Linked DNA regions of Homo sapiens: region 2 is linked to region 1. A link is a contact called in ENCODE Hi-C data. All regions are on one chromosome and are shown on one strand. The core of a region is the stretch at or near the end of the contact, and the rest is flanking DNA. Distances in the headings are between cores, read along the strand shown.

Evidence for each region. Hi-C counts contacts between places; a loop is a spot of excess contacts on that map. Pooled maps may share reads with other maps.
Region 2: a map with no recorded cell type shows a loop between it and region 1 (6-fold over the local background). The contact joins two enhancer-like sites. A Hi-C loop is called at or near these places in 6 of 37 single-sample maps with no recorded cell type and 4 of 50 pooled maps.

The regions. Positions count from the first base shown.
Region 1 is chr19:50,884,045-50,891,399 of GRCh38, forward strand. It overlaps the pseudogene KLKP1. Among named protein-coding and RNA genes, the nearest start is that of KLK2, 14 kb to the left of the region's middle. RefSeq lists enhancers at 7,027-7,076, 7,147-7,256. Within about 2 kb of position 5,641, at least 3 of the 41 ENCODE cell types and tissues checked have a DNase peak (open chromatin) inside an H3K27ac peak, as active enhancers do.
Region 2 is chr19:51,597,505-51,605,138 of GRCh38, forward strand. It overlaps the pseudogene LOC339352. Among named protein-coding and RNA genes, the nearest start is that of LINC01530, 6.9 kb to the left of the region's middle. Within about 2 kb of position 3,832, at least 2 of the 41 ENCODE cell types and tissues checked have a DNase peak (open chromatin) inside an H3K27ac peak, as active enhancers do.

The DNA.
Region 1 (7,355 bases), core at 4,391-6,890:
ATAGATCATCGGAGATGTGAGATATGAAAACGAAGAGGAAGAACATGTTGGGCAGGAGAAAACACAAGGGTGGTAAAAGGAAGTTTTTTTACATAGCTGTTGGGATGAATTTGTATCTGGAGAGATTCAGGTGGGGCCAGGAAGGTTCAGCTTTGTCCTGGTTTACACTCCCCACAAAGGAGGGATCAGGGGTTACACCAAGCCCCGGTCCTTCCTTTATCATGTGGCTGCACCCAGCTGAATCCCGTCCTATCTCCATCTCCAGTTGTGCAGGTGCAACCTCAGTGCCCACGTGTTTGTCAAGAACTCTGAGGGGCTGACATTTTACCAACTTAGAGACAAAAAAGTTGGCCTGCCACACCTTCACGGGTATTGGCAGAACACACCAGAACCTGGCCAGAGACAAAGGACTTGATTACTTGACACAGCAGGCAGCGTGAGGTTCATGTTCATATGGGTTCATCTTGCCCGAGTCCTATAGGGTGACCAGAGCAGTCCAGGTGGATTTTGCACTCAAAGTGGTTTATGCCACTGCAGAGGGTCCTGAGTTTCAGAATCCTCAGTCTTATAAGTGGGCACTAGCAAACCTGCCCAGCATTTGCCTTTTGCTTTTTAAAGAGACAATGTCTCACTCTCTCCCAGGTTGGAAGGGAGTGGTGGGATCATAGTCCACTGCAGCCTCAAACTCCTAGACTCAAGCAGTTCTCCCACCTCAGCCTTATGAGTAGCTGGGACTACAGGCTTGCACCACCACACCTGGCTAATGTATGTAGGTATGTATATACTTATTTTGTAGAGAGGGAGTCTTGCATTGATGCCTAGGCTGGTCTTGAACTCCTGACTTCCACCGATCCTCCCACCTCAGCCTTGAATCTTTGTCTTTGGTGGTGATATTATTTTTATTACCCTGAACCACAAACAGAATTGCTGCACAGGGGCATATTATATTTATTGTCCTGGACAGTAAACTAGTCCATTCTGGGAAGACATTATTTTTATTATCCTGGACAGTCAGCAAACCTGCTCTGATGGAGATACCAACTTGAAAGACTGCTTGTTAGCCAGACATCCTTGATAGATATTATCGAGTAAGATAATGTTAGTACCTTTGCTCAAAATACATATAGAAATGTAAGAGACTCGTGGAAATTTGTCACTCACTACTCAGCTCCTGGCCTCCACCCTTCTCTGCTGGAGAGCCCCCCCTTTCTTCCCTTCCACCTCTCACTCACTGCACGTTCCTCCAGTTCTCCCAGTGTTCTGGGCCCTGTTTATGCCCATGGTAGATATAACAACAGTAATTCAATCGGGATGAGCAAACCCTGCCCTACTCTTCGGTGCATATGTGTGTGTGACTTTGACTTTGAAGGTCCTTTGACTTTGAAATGTCTCTGTTTGGTATCTGTGCATAGTGAAGCTCTGTGTGTGCATGTACATGGGTGGTGGGAGTGTGAGGCTCTGTCTGTCCACTACCTGCCCATATGTGTGCATTTGTCCTCAAATGCAAAACCTGATGAGTCACCTTCAATACCAAGTATCTCTGATGTGGGCACTGATCCAGACGTAGATTATTTCCTTTCCTGGCTGCCTGTGTCTCTAGCTACACCTTTGACCTTGAATGGCCAACCGTGTGTCTGGGTACTACCCTGGCATCTGCTCTAGTGGGTCCATATCCGAATGCCTGGCCTCTGGGACTGCGCCTGCAACTTTGAATCACCGCACACTGGCTTCTGCATGAATCGCAGTGTTGACCTTGACTGTCATATCCGGTCCTGTGATTATGTCTGAATTACTTCGGCCATATTTGTTTCTCAAATCTGAATATCCACAGATGCTATGTATCTCCCACCCATCTAACCTTTACAGCAACCTCCAATTTACAGACGAAATGGAGGCACAGTGAGATCAAAGAATTTTCTCAAAGTCTCAAAGCTGATATTTTTGAATGCAGGTGGTCAGACTCTGGATATAACCACCATACTCATGTCTGTGAATCAGTGTCTGGGACTCTGAGTGCATATCCCTGTCTCTTCCCTTTGTAATCTTATTAAAGACCCAACCTTGTACATCCAGACCCTGTGTGCAAGTGTGTACCCACGTGACCTTGCACACCCAGAGCCACACTGGAGGTTATGAATTTAGGTTTGAGCTCTTATGTCCAAATCTGTGTCTATGAATGTGTATGTGTGTGCTTACACCCATGCCTGTCCATATTTATATGCACATGTGATCACTTGGGCTCTTATTATATAAGCCACACGTACATGCATATGAATTTCTGCTTAAGGCACACAGTCTATATATGTATCCAAGCCTGGAAACCATCTTGTGCCTGTATGTATGTCCATGACCTTGTGTGGTCACATATGTGTCCTTCCCTGGCATGCTGAGTTTGGCTTAGATCTCCAGATTCTGAGGCCAAGAATGCTACCGTACAAATTGAATGGACACGTCTGTTTGAGGTCTCTGACATATGAAAGCAACCGTCTGTCTAAACCTGTATCCAGTGAACCTGTCTCCATCTCCAATCACAGAGGGAATTTTGCCCTCTGGTCCTTCATTTCCCTTCTGTCTGTCTCTCTCTGGCTCTCAGGAACCTATCACATGTAGGATAGGAGATGAAAGGAGAAGTTCTGGAAAAACAGGCTGCAGCTGTAAAACCTAAAGAGAGGAGAGTGCTTCAAAAATAACAGAGGCTGGGCACAGTGGCTCACTCCTGTAATCCCAGCATTCTGGGAGGCCAAGGCAGGCGGATCACGAGGTCAGGAGATCGAGACCATCCTGGCTAACATGGTGAAACCCGGTCTGTACTAAAAAAACAAAAAACAAAAAACAAAAAACGAAAAACATTAGCTGGGCGTGGTGGCATGCGCCTGTACTCCCAGCTACTCGGGAGGCTGAGGCAGGAGAATCGCTTGAACCTGGGAGGCAGAGGTTGTAGTGAGCCGAGATTGCACCACTGCACTCCAGCCTGGGCAACAGAGCAAGACTGTCTCAAAAACAAAACAAAACAAAACAAAAAAGCAAACAAAACTAACTCCCCCAAAAACCAAAGACTTCCGGATAAATTGTGGGAAAAGCATATGTGAATGGTTTTCACATATGTAGGTACTGTAGGGCACTGGGAAGGGTGGCCACATAGGAAGAAGTCTCTGTTCTCAGGGATCCTCTATTCCTTTCCGCAGAGGCTCAGGATGGCAATGGGGAGGTGTGGGGAGGGGTGAGAGAGACTCGAGAGAGAGAGAGAGATGGGCAGAGAGATGGGGACTGAGATACACAATGACAGAGATGGCCGAGAGAGAGAGATGGGCAGAGAGATGGGGGCTGAGATACACAATGACAGAGATGGCCAAGAGAGATGCAGAGAAAAACAGAGACGGGGAGACACAGAGACAAGAGACAGAGAAGAGAGAGGGAGATCAAGGCCGAAACACAGCCACACAGACACAGCAGAGCCATATACCAAGAGACACAGAGAGACTAGATGGACAGATATACGGTGAGAGACCAAGGCAGCCCCCAGGAAGGTGGTCCCCAATGCCTGTTCATGCAACCTGAACCAGAACCTTCCCTGTCTCTCTCCCTCTGTCCCCAGCCTCATCTGAGGGGAAATGCCCAACTGTTATTCCTGTGGGGCACAGACACCCCTCCCCAGACCCCAGGTCCCCACTCACCGGGTGATGCAGTGAGCAGTAGTGAGCACCCAGTGAGGATGCAGCAGGACGTCCTTGCACTGGAAGTTGCCGAAATGGTACAACCCTGCCAGGGTTGGGAAAGCTTCTCACACTCCCAGCCTCCCACAGTCTGGGACTGGATGGCAATCACAGCATCTGCAGAGGGAGTGCTGGGTCAGGGAGGGCAGGCTTGGCAGGAGGGCCCAGGGACTGGGCTAAGAGAGGGAGCTGGGCTGTGGGTTTGAAGGGGGCAGAGGACCAGGGCTGGGGATCCAGGGACACAGGAGGGCCTGAGATTCTGGACCATTCCTTGGGGTTTGGGTTGGTGGCTGTTCCTGGTGGGGAGACTTTGCTCTGAGAGCAGGGCAAACCCCAGGGATTAGGGTAGGAGACATGAGATTGCCTGGAGCAGGCATTGGGTTGGGAGCAAAGTATGTGGGGTGATTTGGGGTCTTGTCTAGGAGGCTGTGGTGGGGAGATGAAGGACAGAGTGCTTGTGGGTTTATGAGCTTCTTGAGTCTGGGATGTCCTGCTCCTATGGACAGGGGACATTTTCCCAAGTTAGCAGTTTTTTCAGCCAAATTACCTAATATGATGCTACACCCAGATCAGGGTGGCAGGAGAAGAGTCAGGAATGGGGACCTAGGGACAGACACCTGATCCAGTCCCCAAGGCTTCTCCTCTTCCTGGTCAGCACTCTCTGAAGACAGTGGGTCTCTTCTCTACTGGTTCCATGTCTCTGCCATTAGCTCAGATTCCATCTTCTTGTCCTTGTCTTTCCGTCTCCATCTCTGTCTGTCTCTTTGCATGTGTATATTTGTGTGTGTGTATCTTATTTTTTTTCTGTTTCTCTAAAAATCCTGTCTGAGAGAAACTTTACTAGTTGTTCTAGAGGAAGGAAGTCTTAAGGATGAGCTTTCTGAATTAGTTCTGGCATTTCTAGTGTTTGGAATTGGTTCTGTAATGCGAATAAATTAAAGGCACCACAACTCTATTTTCAGTAATACAAACAGAAATAAAAGTCCGTGGTGTAATGTGGCAATAGAGATATGCAAAATAACACCACTGGATATTCCGAATCAAATAAAGGAGAAATGACCAGGGTGATCATGTATATGACACTTTAGAATATTTTTTAAAGTAACAAGCATAATGAAATTGGATGATTGCTTCTAGTTGTGTTGGCAAAAGTGGAAAAAGAAAAGAATGAGCACAGGACTTTAAATTTCCAGATCTCAGACTGAAGAAATAATCTAAAGTTGCTATGTCTATGATGTTGAAAGAAACCTTTATCTCCTGTAGCCACAGAGCTGAGATTTCTGAAAATCAAACCTAGAATCTTATTGTGTGAGTGGCTGAATTACAGTGCTAATTAAATCCTCAGCATGCATGCTGTCTGCCATTAAAGTGAAGGCATAATTGAAAGGGTAGGGATCCCAAAAGTTGGAATGAAGACATGTGGGAAGACTCTGATTATGGTCAGGAGACTGGGGAAAGGGTCTAGTTAGAGGATGTGGCCTGAGGCTTTAAAAATGAAGATCCAGGGGACAGATAGAATGTGGCCAGTGTCTGGCAGGATGTGGGGCACTTGGCATCTATCCTGGTGCCTGAGGAAGCAGTGAACTCTCCCAAGAGGGAGAACCCAAGAGGAAGAGCATGTTGGGGAGGAGGAGAGACAAATGGCGAAAGGAAATTTATTATGCCAAAGGTGGGATGAATTTGTATCTGGAAGGATCCAGCTAGAGCCAAGAAGGTTCAGCTTCAGCTTGGCTTACACTATCCCCAGAAAAGTTCAACTCAGCCTTGTTCCCTCTTCTGTTATTTTGCTGTGCCCAGCTGGGGCCCCTCCTAACTCCAAGGGCCAAGAAAGTTCAACTTCAGCTTGGCTTACACTGCCCTCAAAAAAGTTCAACCTAGCCTTGGTCCCTCTTCTGTCATGTGGCTGTGCCCAGCTGGGGCCCCTCCTACCTCCCACCCTTCCATCTCCAGCTGGACAGGTGCAGCCTTAGTGCCCAACTGTTTGTCAAAAACTCTGAAGGGGCTGATATTTTGCCAACTGGCAAACAAATAAGTTAGCCTGCCACAGTTTTATGGATACTGGCAGAACACACTGGATTCTGGATCAAAGGCAAAGGACTTTATTACTCACAGCACAGAAGACAGCATGAGCTTTGTGTTCACATCAGTTCGCCTTGACCCTAAGTCCCACAGGAATGATCAGAGAAGTTTAGGAGGATCCTGTGACACGATGCTTTGACCCACAGCTGAGAAACCTGAGCTTAGGAATCCTGAATCGTATGAAGGGACTATTAATATTTGTCCGAGAGGGAGACACATTCTTCGTTATCCCGACCACAAACAGACCTGCTCTGGAGGAACATACTATATTTATTGTACTGAACACTAAACAAATCTGCTTTAAGGGACACATTATTACACTGGTCGGTAAGCAAAGCTGTTTTGTTGAAAATACCATTTGCAAGATGGCTTGCTAGCCAAACATCCTTGATAGTCCAAAGCAATTTTTTTTTCACTTTGAAGCCATGTAGAAACATGAGAGGCCCATGGAGAATTTTCTCTCAGAATCATAATTTAAATTCTCTAACCTTCCCTGCAAAACAAACTTATACTTTCTTCCTTATACCCCTTGTCTGCCACATCTGTTACCCTAGCCTCACCAGTGTGCCAGGCCCAGTTCCCAAAGATGGCAGGAAAAATATGGGGATCTGATCTGGATGTGCCCTATTGTTGCTGTCTGTTTATGTGTGGATTTGACTTTGAGGGGACATATCCACGTTTCCCAGTGTAGAGGCTCAGGGTCTTCTGACTGTGAAAAGTCCTTGTTTGGTACTTGTGCGTAGTGCAGTTCTGTGTGCGTGTGTGTGTGTTGTGTGTGTGTGTATGTGCATGCACATGTGTATGTGGTGGGTGTGCAAGGCCCTGCTGTCCACTACCTGCCCACACATGTGAGCCATGTCCCCATATGGGAAAACTGATGAGTAACCTTCAACACCAAGTGTCTGACTTGGGGGGTGATCTAGAGACAGATAAATCTTTCCTGTCCCAGCTGCCTGTGTCTCCAGAATATGTCTTTCCCCATAAATGCCCAACTCTGTGTCTGGGAGTAGCCAGGAATCTAACCTATGAAGCTGTATTTGAATGTCTGGCCCTTGGGGTTGGTGTCTGCAACTCTGAATCACCACTAAGTGGTTTTATGGATGAATCACAGTATTAGCTTTGACTAACTTTATCTGGGTCTGCACATATGTCTGATTTTGGCTATATTTGTTTTCAAAATCTGAACGTGCACACGTATGTACCATAACTAAGTCATGTGTCCTTGATTAAAATAACTGATATTTATTACTATGCATTACAGTTACTGTGTGCCAGGCATTATCATGCACACCCACACACAGGCATACACACAAAGACACATTTTTCTATTTAAGTCTTAAGGAAACCCCCATGAACAAATGAGGAAATGGAAAGACATTGAGGTCAAATAATTTTCTCAAAGATTCAGAAATAATATGTTTGATCCCAGGTGGTCATACTTTTGGATACAACCACCATACTATAGACCCATGTCTGTGAATTGCTTTTGGAGGGGCTACTCAGGATATGTCCCCTCAAAGTCAAACCCAACACTGCATATCAGTGTCTCTCTCCTGTGTACCT
Region 2 (7,634 bases), core at 2,582-5,081, 710 kb after region 1:
CTGGTCTTTACTTGCATGTAAGTTAGAGACGGTAAATACACAGTCATATGAAATAATTCCACACATTGTGGTAAATCCTAGAAGCAGCGTGACCTGCTCTGAATGGCAAGGATGTGACGGCAGTAGTGCAGGCTGGAGGTGGTGGTGGCTTGAGGAGGGGGACTAAGCCTGGGGAGTTTTTATGGGTTCACCAGACAAGTGGGACGAAGGAGGTTCGATGGGACAGTTAGAGTCTTGGCTGGGTGGGGAGGGATGAGGTAGGAAAGAGAACAGTTGGGGGCCAAGGATGAGCCAACCCCATCACTGACCCCTCCCCTCCCAACCTCTCTGTGTCTTTCGGGGGCCACAGAAGCTTAGGTGGATTCTGATACCAGAGCGGGGTTAAGTTCAGAACTGGAGGCCTACACACCCTCACCTCAAAAATAGGTGCAACCCCTGCTAGTCTCCCTAGAGGTTGATCTAGCCTGCCTGTGTATGTCCTTGTAAGACACAATCAGGACCCATTCCTGGAGACAGAATGCCCACCCCGACCCCTGAAAGTGAAATCCAATTGGTCTTTTCTGTATAGCCCCCTTCCCTTGAACAGAGCATGACCTCCCTCTGTCCTTAAGAGTCTCTGACCCCTCCCCTCCCAATCTCTCTGAATAGTCAGTAATATCTACCTTCTGATCAGGGCTGTAACATGGGTGGCCTCCTGGAAGTTGTTACAACTGGTCCTTAATAGACGCCCTCACCCCTTTGGACAGGACACGATCTAATTCTGGGTATAACCTGCTTGTTGCTCCCTCTTTTTCCCCCTGAAATCAGCTTAAGTTCCTTCTCTTCTTGGTGCATAATGGGTGCAGTCCAGGAAGCCTTCCTGGAGGCAGTGGCCTTCTTACACCAGAACCCATTTATAACCCACGTATATAAGAGCAGCAGCCACAGCTGCCCCTGGTCTATTCCAGGCAGGGGCACTATCTAGGGAACTCCTCAAAGGCAATGAAACATGTGTAACCCGCCTCCTCTCCCGGTCTAGGAGAAGCTGTCCCTTCTTGCAATGCCCGCCCCGTCATGTGCCTCCTGCCACGTGGCATGCGCCTCCCTCCGCCGTCCATGCTCGGGCCAAGTGCTGTGCGGTTCCTGCTTCTGCACCGCCTTCGAGGCGGAGGTGCAGCACATGGTGCTTGTGGGCTACCTGCTGCCGCCAGGCGCAGTGGTGGCCCTGGGCACCTCGGGCGGCAAGGATTCCACGGTGCTGGCACACGTGCTGCGCACGCTGGCACCGGGCCTGGGCATCTTACTGCAGCTCATGGCTGTAGACAAGGGCATCGGGCGTGGCTTAGCGGGAGGATCCCAGTAAGGAGCTGGGGAAATACGCATGTGCCTATTTAGGGCCGGAGCCTACTGAAGGCTCATGTGGGTAGTACGTGTGGCTCCCTACGATGGAGTAAGGCAGGTTTTTCAAGCCTCTGGGTCTCTGACATCATCTTAGTGAGAGATGAAGCTGGCTGGGCTTCTGGGTCAGGTGGGCACTTGGAGAACTTTTCCGTCCAGCTAAAAGATTGTAAACACACCAATCAGTGCTCTGTGTCTAGCTAAAGGTTTGTAAACGCACCAATCAGCACTCTATAAAACCAGACCAATCAGCACTCTGTAAAACCAGACCAATAAGCACTCTGTAAAATGGACCAATCAGCGCTCTGTAAAATGAACCAATCAGTGCTCTGTAAAATGGACCAATCAGCAGAATGTGGGTGGGGCCAAATAAGGGAATAAAAGCTAGCCACCGAGCCTGCAGCGGCAACTCATTTGGGTCCCCTCCCACGCTGTGGGAGATTTGTGCTTTTGCTCTTCACAATAAATCTTGCTGCAGCTCGCTCTTTGGGTCCGCACTACCTTTATGAGCTGTAACACTGCGAAGGTCTGCGGTTTCACTCCTGAAGTCAGCGAGACCAAGAACCCAGGGGAAGGAACCAATTCTGGACACATTGGTACACACATTGGCAGGTAGAGGGGCTACCTTGTAGGAGCTAAGGCTGGAATACTCTGCTATCATTATTATTATTATTATTATTATTTTGAGATGGAGTCTCACTATGTCACCTAGGATGGAGCGCAGTGGTGCAGTCTAGGCTCACTGCAACCTCCGTGTGCCAGGTTAAAACGATTCTCCTACCTCAGTCTCCTGAGTAGCTGGGCTTACAGGTGCCTGCCACCACACCTGGGTAATTTTTCTATTTTTAGTAGAGGGAAATGACTTTGTATCTCCCTTCACAAAGAGAGATGTGAAGAGGTGTCTCTCATCGAAAGTCACACAGTCTGAAATGCTACTGTGTCTCTTAACTCCTTTTCTTTATAGGTTTCTCTCTGACAACTCTTATTTTCTCTCAATGATTACTTCAATAAGTAATCATCGTCCATTGACTAAATACCAGATACAAGCTGTGTAGCCTAGAGCAAATTACTTAACCTCCGTTTCATCTTTTGTAAAATGGGGATGTTAATAATATCTGGGTCCTTGAGTTGGGAATTAGATGAGTTATATATAAAGCACTCAGACTAGAGGCTGAAAAACAGTAAACATGATGTAAATGTTTGCTGTTATGATGATCCACAAGAGCACAAGACAGTCTCTGCTCCTGCCTGATTCTCACGAATGTAATTATAACCTGACGAGTGCTACTACGGAAAATTACACAGAATGTGTGAATTTATATCAGGGGGTACTAGTGGCGGGGAAAAGGTGGGGATTAAGGAAACGTTTCCTGAGTGAACTGAGACCCGAAGGCTCAGTGAATAACCAGGTGAAGGATGAGTTGGAGTTTGGGCGGGGGGTGTTCTGAGCTGAGGTCACAGAGAGGCAAAGGCCTTGAGGAGGGGAAATATGACCAACTTGAGAAGCCCGAAGAAGAACAGCATTTTAATATACAGACTCAAGTATAAGATGACAAAATGCAGAATAAACGTAGTTTCCATTTAAATTGTATGGCGACTGGTGTGTATGTATTCATTAACTTTCTTTCTGGTCTTTGTAAATCGCGTGATCTGCATTCCCAGAGACACTTGTGTCTACAGCTCTCTTGAGAATCCCCATTAGATGGCCCTTTTTTCTCCTGTGTAGTCTGAAATACAGTTTTAACTGAGGCTGAAATGGTGTTTGCAGCTTAAAGCACTTTTACCCGCTATGTGGAAAGAGAGCTAGCGAAGGGCTTGGTATACAGTAGGTGGATGGCAAATGAGGGCTCCCCCCAAGGAGCTTGTTTGTGTTCCCTTCAGGTTTTCTGTCCACCTCCAGTCTCCTTCTGGTTGCTCCATGGTGCCCGGGAGTCTCCATGGTCCGGTTTCCCCATCAGTATCTGTTCCCCCTCCCCCTGCCCCTCTCTGTCTTGGGTCCTGGCGGCCCCGCTGTGCCCTGGGTCTCCCTTCCCCGTCTCTCTCTGGGTCCTGGTTACCCACAGTGTCCCAGGGGTCTCCATGGCTCTGTCTCCCCCTCTCTGTCTCTGGATCCTGGCTGTTGCACATTGTTCGGAGGTCTCCATGGCTCGCTCTCCCCGTCGCCGTCTCTCTCTCTGGGACCTGGCGGCCCCACTGTGCCCTGGGTCTCCGTGGGTCTCCCCTCCCAGTCTCTCTCTGGGTCCTGGTGGACCCTTGGTTCCTCGAGGGGCTCCCTGGCCAGCAGCGCCCTCCGCGCCGCACCTCACCCTCTCCCGTCTCTCCCCACCAGGTCACAACGCCGACGACATGGTGGACACCGTGCTCATGAACTTCCTGCGGGGCGGCTGGCCCGGGGCGGGGGCCTGGGCTCTCCGGGCTAGGGGGGTGCCCTTCCGCGCTGCCGCCCGCTGCAGTTCGCCTCGCAGGAGGTGGTGCCGTACGGGCACTTCCGCCGCCTCGACTACTTCTCAGAAGAGAGGAGCGCCCGGGACCTGCTCAAGCGCCTGGAGGCGCCGCGGCCGTCGGCGGTGCTGGACCTGGTGCACTCGGCCGAACGCCTGGCGCTGGCCTCGGCCGCGCGGCCCCCGCGCCCCGGCGCCTGCCCCCGCTGTGGGGCGCTGGCCAGCCGCGCGCTCTGCCAGGCCTGCTCCCTCCTGGACGGCCTGAACCGCGGTCGGCCCCGCCTGGCCATCGGCAAGGGCCGCCGGGGGCTGGACGAGGAGGCGACGCCGGGGACGCCCGGGGATCCGGCCCGGGCCCCCACTTCCGAGACCGTCCCCACCTTCTAGCGACTCCGGGCCTCCCGCCGGGATCCGACGCGCCCGGGTGAGGTCTGCCTGTAAATGACACTGTGAATAAACCCGTTACCTTACCTGGCCTTCCATGTGAGGTGGGAGGGGGATGGGGGCCCAGTGACCTGAAACCCTGAAGCTGGGACCCCAGACTTCGGGGTCTCAGGGAGGAAGGGTCTCGAGCTGGCCTTCTGGCTCTGAGGGAGGAGGGGGCTGGGGGGCCATCCTAGGTCTGAGAGAGGAGAGGACCAGGACTAGGGCTAGAGGAAGTGGGGCTGGGGACCCCAGGCATCTGTGGCTGAGGAAGGAGGGCCTGGGGTCGTGGACTCCTGGATCTCAGGGAGGAGGGGGCTGAACACCTTGTGATTCCTGAGCGAGTGGGGGTTGGTTGGGGACCTCCTGCCCAGTTCTCTGCTGGTTCTGGGTGCGCTCAGCATGGTCCTGACCCTCCTTGAGCACCAGATTCCTGATGTTTCCTGTTTGCCCGCAGTGGGGTAAGCGGAGTGACGTGACTTGATGGACACACGCCATTCACAGCCCCCGTCACGATGCCTCCCTTCCAGCGCTTCGTGTGCAGCGCGTGCTGCACCCTCATTTCGTCTCCTCCACGGCCTCACTGGCAGTAGCCTGAGCCGCAGTAACTGACCTGGGGGCTCCCACCAGGTTGGCCTGGCTCCAGAGCTGTCAGAGATTTTGGGATTGCCTTTCCCCCATGCTATCCTGTCCTCATCCATCACCACCTGAATCTCCCTTGCCGTCTCTTGTCATAGGTAAGGAGGGGCTGGTGGGCTTTGCAGACCTCTCAAGCTCTGAAGGCAGAGCTGCGCGAGCCTGAATCGCCGCTTAACTCTTCTGACCTTCTATTTCCTCCTCTGAAAATAGAAGCAACCCTCCCTCTCCACTCCCCCGACATCAGGGTACTCTTGGGAGGATTCAGTAACTTGGTTGTTCATATTAAGGTTTGGCCACCAGGGAGCTTTTAGTTTCAGGATTGCTGCTCAGCTGGTCCTGAAAGGAGTGAGGCCCAGAAACTTCCTGCCTAACCTGTGGGAGATTTGGTGTTCTCAGTCCCACCTCCGAGCTTTGCTGGCTTGCCTCCCTAGTCAGGAATGCCTTCCCTTTCCCATCTGCCTGCTCAAACCCTCCAGGGTCCTTACAGAAAGAGGACCTTCCTGATTCTCCCCTCCCACCCAGTCCAGGGCGTAGGGATCTCCCAAACCCCACCCCATAGGTCCCCCACCCATAGGTCCTGTCCTGACTCTGTGGCCTTCCCACCGTTTTGGGTTATGCTCTCCCTAATTAGACTGATCATTAAGGGCAAAGACCAGACCTCTCTCCCCATCGGACAATAACAGCATTATTCATCCAAGAAACACTTATTGAGCACCTAATGTGTGCAGGGGCTGTTCTAGGCACTGGTGAGAGAAAAAAGACAGAGTCTTTCATGGAACTTAGGGCCTTGTGGGAAAGACACCTATATAATGTCAGATAATTAGTGCTGTAGATAAGAAATAACATAAAGGGAAAAGGTGTAAAGAGCTGTTATTTTAGTTTGAAAGGCCAGGGCCTCTTTGAGAAGGTGACTTTGGGGCAGAGATCAAACAAAGCAAGCGAGGTTTCTAGCCATGATAGAGAAGCTAATGTCAGAACAACACTTCCACACTAAGACTGAGACCAAATGGAAAAACAGTACACACATACACACACAAAAACAATCTGATGACATTGGAGAGCTACCAAGTTGGCCAGGATCGCAGAGAAAAGGGAAGCTCATTCTCCTGGAGGGGCCAAAAGGCTAAGGAAGCAAGCAGAAAGCAGAGGATAAGAAGATGGGAACCTGAGTTGAGCTTTCAGCAGTGTTATGGCTGGGGCTGGAGACAGAAATCATGGTGGCCAGGTGCAGTGGCTCATGCCTATAATCCCAGCACTTTGGGGTGCCAACGTGAGAGGATCTCTTGAGCTCAGGAGTTTGAGGCCAGCCTGGGCAACATACAGAGACCCTGTCTCTACAAAAAAAAAAATTAATAAAATTAAATAAATACAAATAGATCATGGAGCCTGGTGCTACCAAGGTAGACAGGACTTGAGGGACCAAAACCCTGGAAGGAAGGGAAGATCACTGAGGTGAGCCCAACATGTTTAAACTCTCCTCTCAGCAGTCTGATGGAACTGGGTAAGCCAAATTTGATGTTCCGGGTCTGATAAGGAGAGGCCCAGTAAACACCCCAAACCTTCCATTAGAACTCAAGAAGGGTTACAGATTAAAAGTAAGGGTCGGCCGGGCGCAGTGGCTCACACCTGTAATCCCAGCACTTTGGGAGGCCAAGGTGGGCGGATCACGCGGTCAGGAGATCGAGACCATCCTGGCTAACACGGTGAAACCCTGTCTCTACTAAAAATACAAAAAATTAGCCGGGCGTGGTGGCGGGCGCCTGTAGTCCTAGCTACTCAGGAGGCTGAGGCAGGAGAATGGCGTGAACTCAGGAGGTGGAGCTTGCAGTGAGCTGAGATCGCGCCACTGCACTCCAGCCTGGGAAACAGAGTGAGACTCCGTCCCCCCCGCCAAAAAATATGGGTCAACTGGGAGTAGACCTGCCCACAAAAAGACCAAAACCCATCTTCAAACTCACTCAGCCTGGGGCTGGCTTAAGGGATCTGTCCCTATTCCACTTGCCAGAAAGCAAAAATAGGGTAGCCCTAGCCACATGAGCCGATTTATCTTTAAATTAATTAAAATAAAATTAAGGATTAAGTCCTCAGTCACCCTAAACACCTTTCAAGTGCTCCTTACCACCATATTGAACAATGCAGACACAATGCCTCCATCGTCATGAAAGTTCCATCGCACAGTGCTGTTCTAGACTGTACTAGAATCCAGAGGAGGAAAATTTCAGTCAGAGCTCAAAAAAATCTCTGCAGTTTTTCAAACAAAATACTAGAAATTCAACTAAAAATTAAAAAGTTGACAAGCATGCCAGGAGATATGACAAAATTGTTGAATACCAAGAGGCTGGGCATCAAGCACAGATGTATTTACAGGTGTTCTAGATATGAGTTTTAGGTATGGACTTTAATTGTCATCACGTAAAAACAGATGCTAAAATGGAGAGTTTCACCATTGTATTGGATTACATTTTTAAAAGAACCATTAAAATTGTGAATGTGATTAATAATAATAACCAGGCAGAATGGAGTAACTAGTACCAGACTTACCCTCCTGCTGTAAACAACTATAAAATAGCATAATGTATTAGGCAGTTTTCCCTGCTTTGCTCCACATGCAGGCCATCTTCCCAATTGCCAGCCCTGGGGATGACCAACACCAGCCTCAAATCTACCACCACCTGCTTGGCTGTGTGCTTACAGAGGTAGTAGCTACGCAGGCAACAGTTTTCCATAGAACTTTCTGAGATCCCCCTTTGGGGG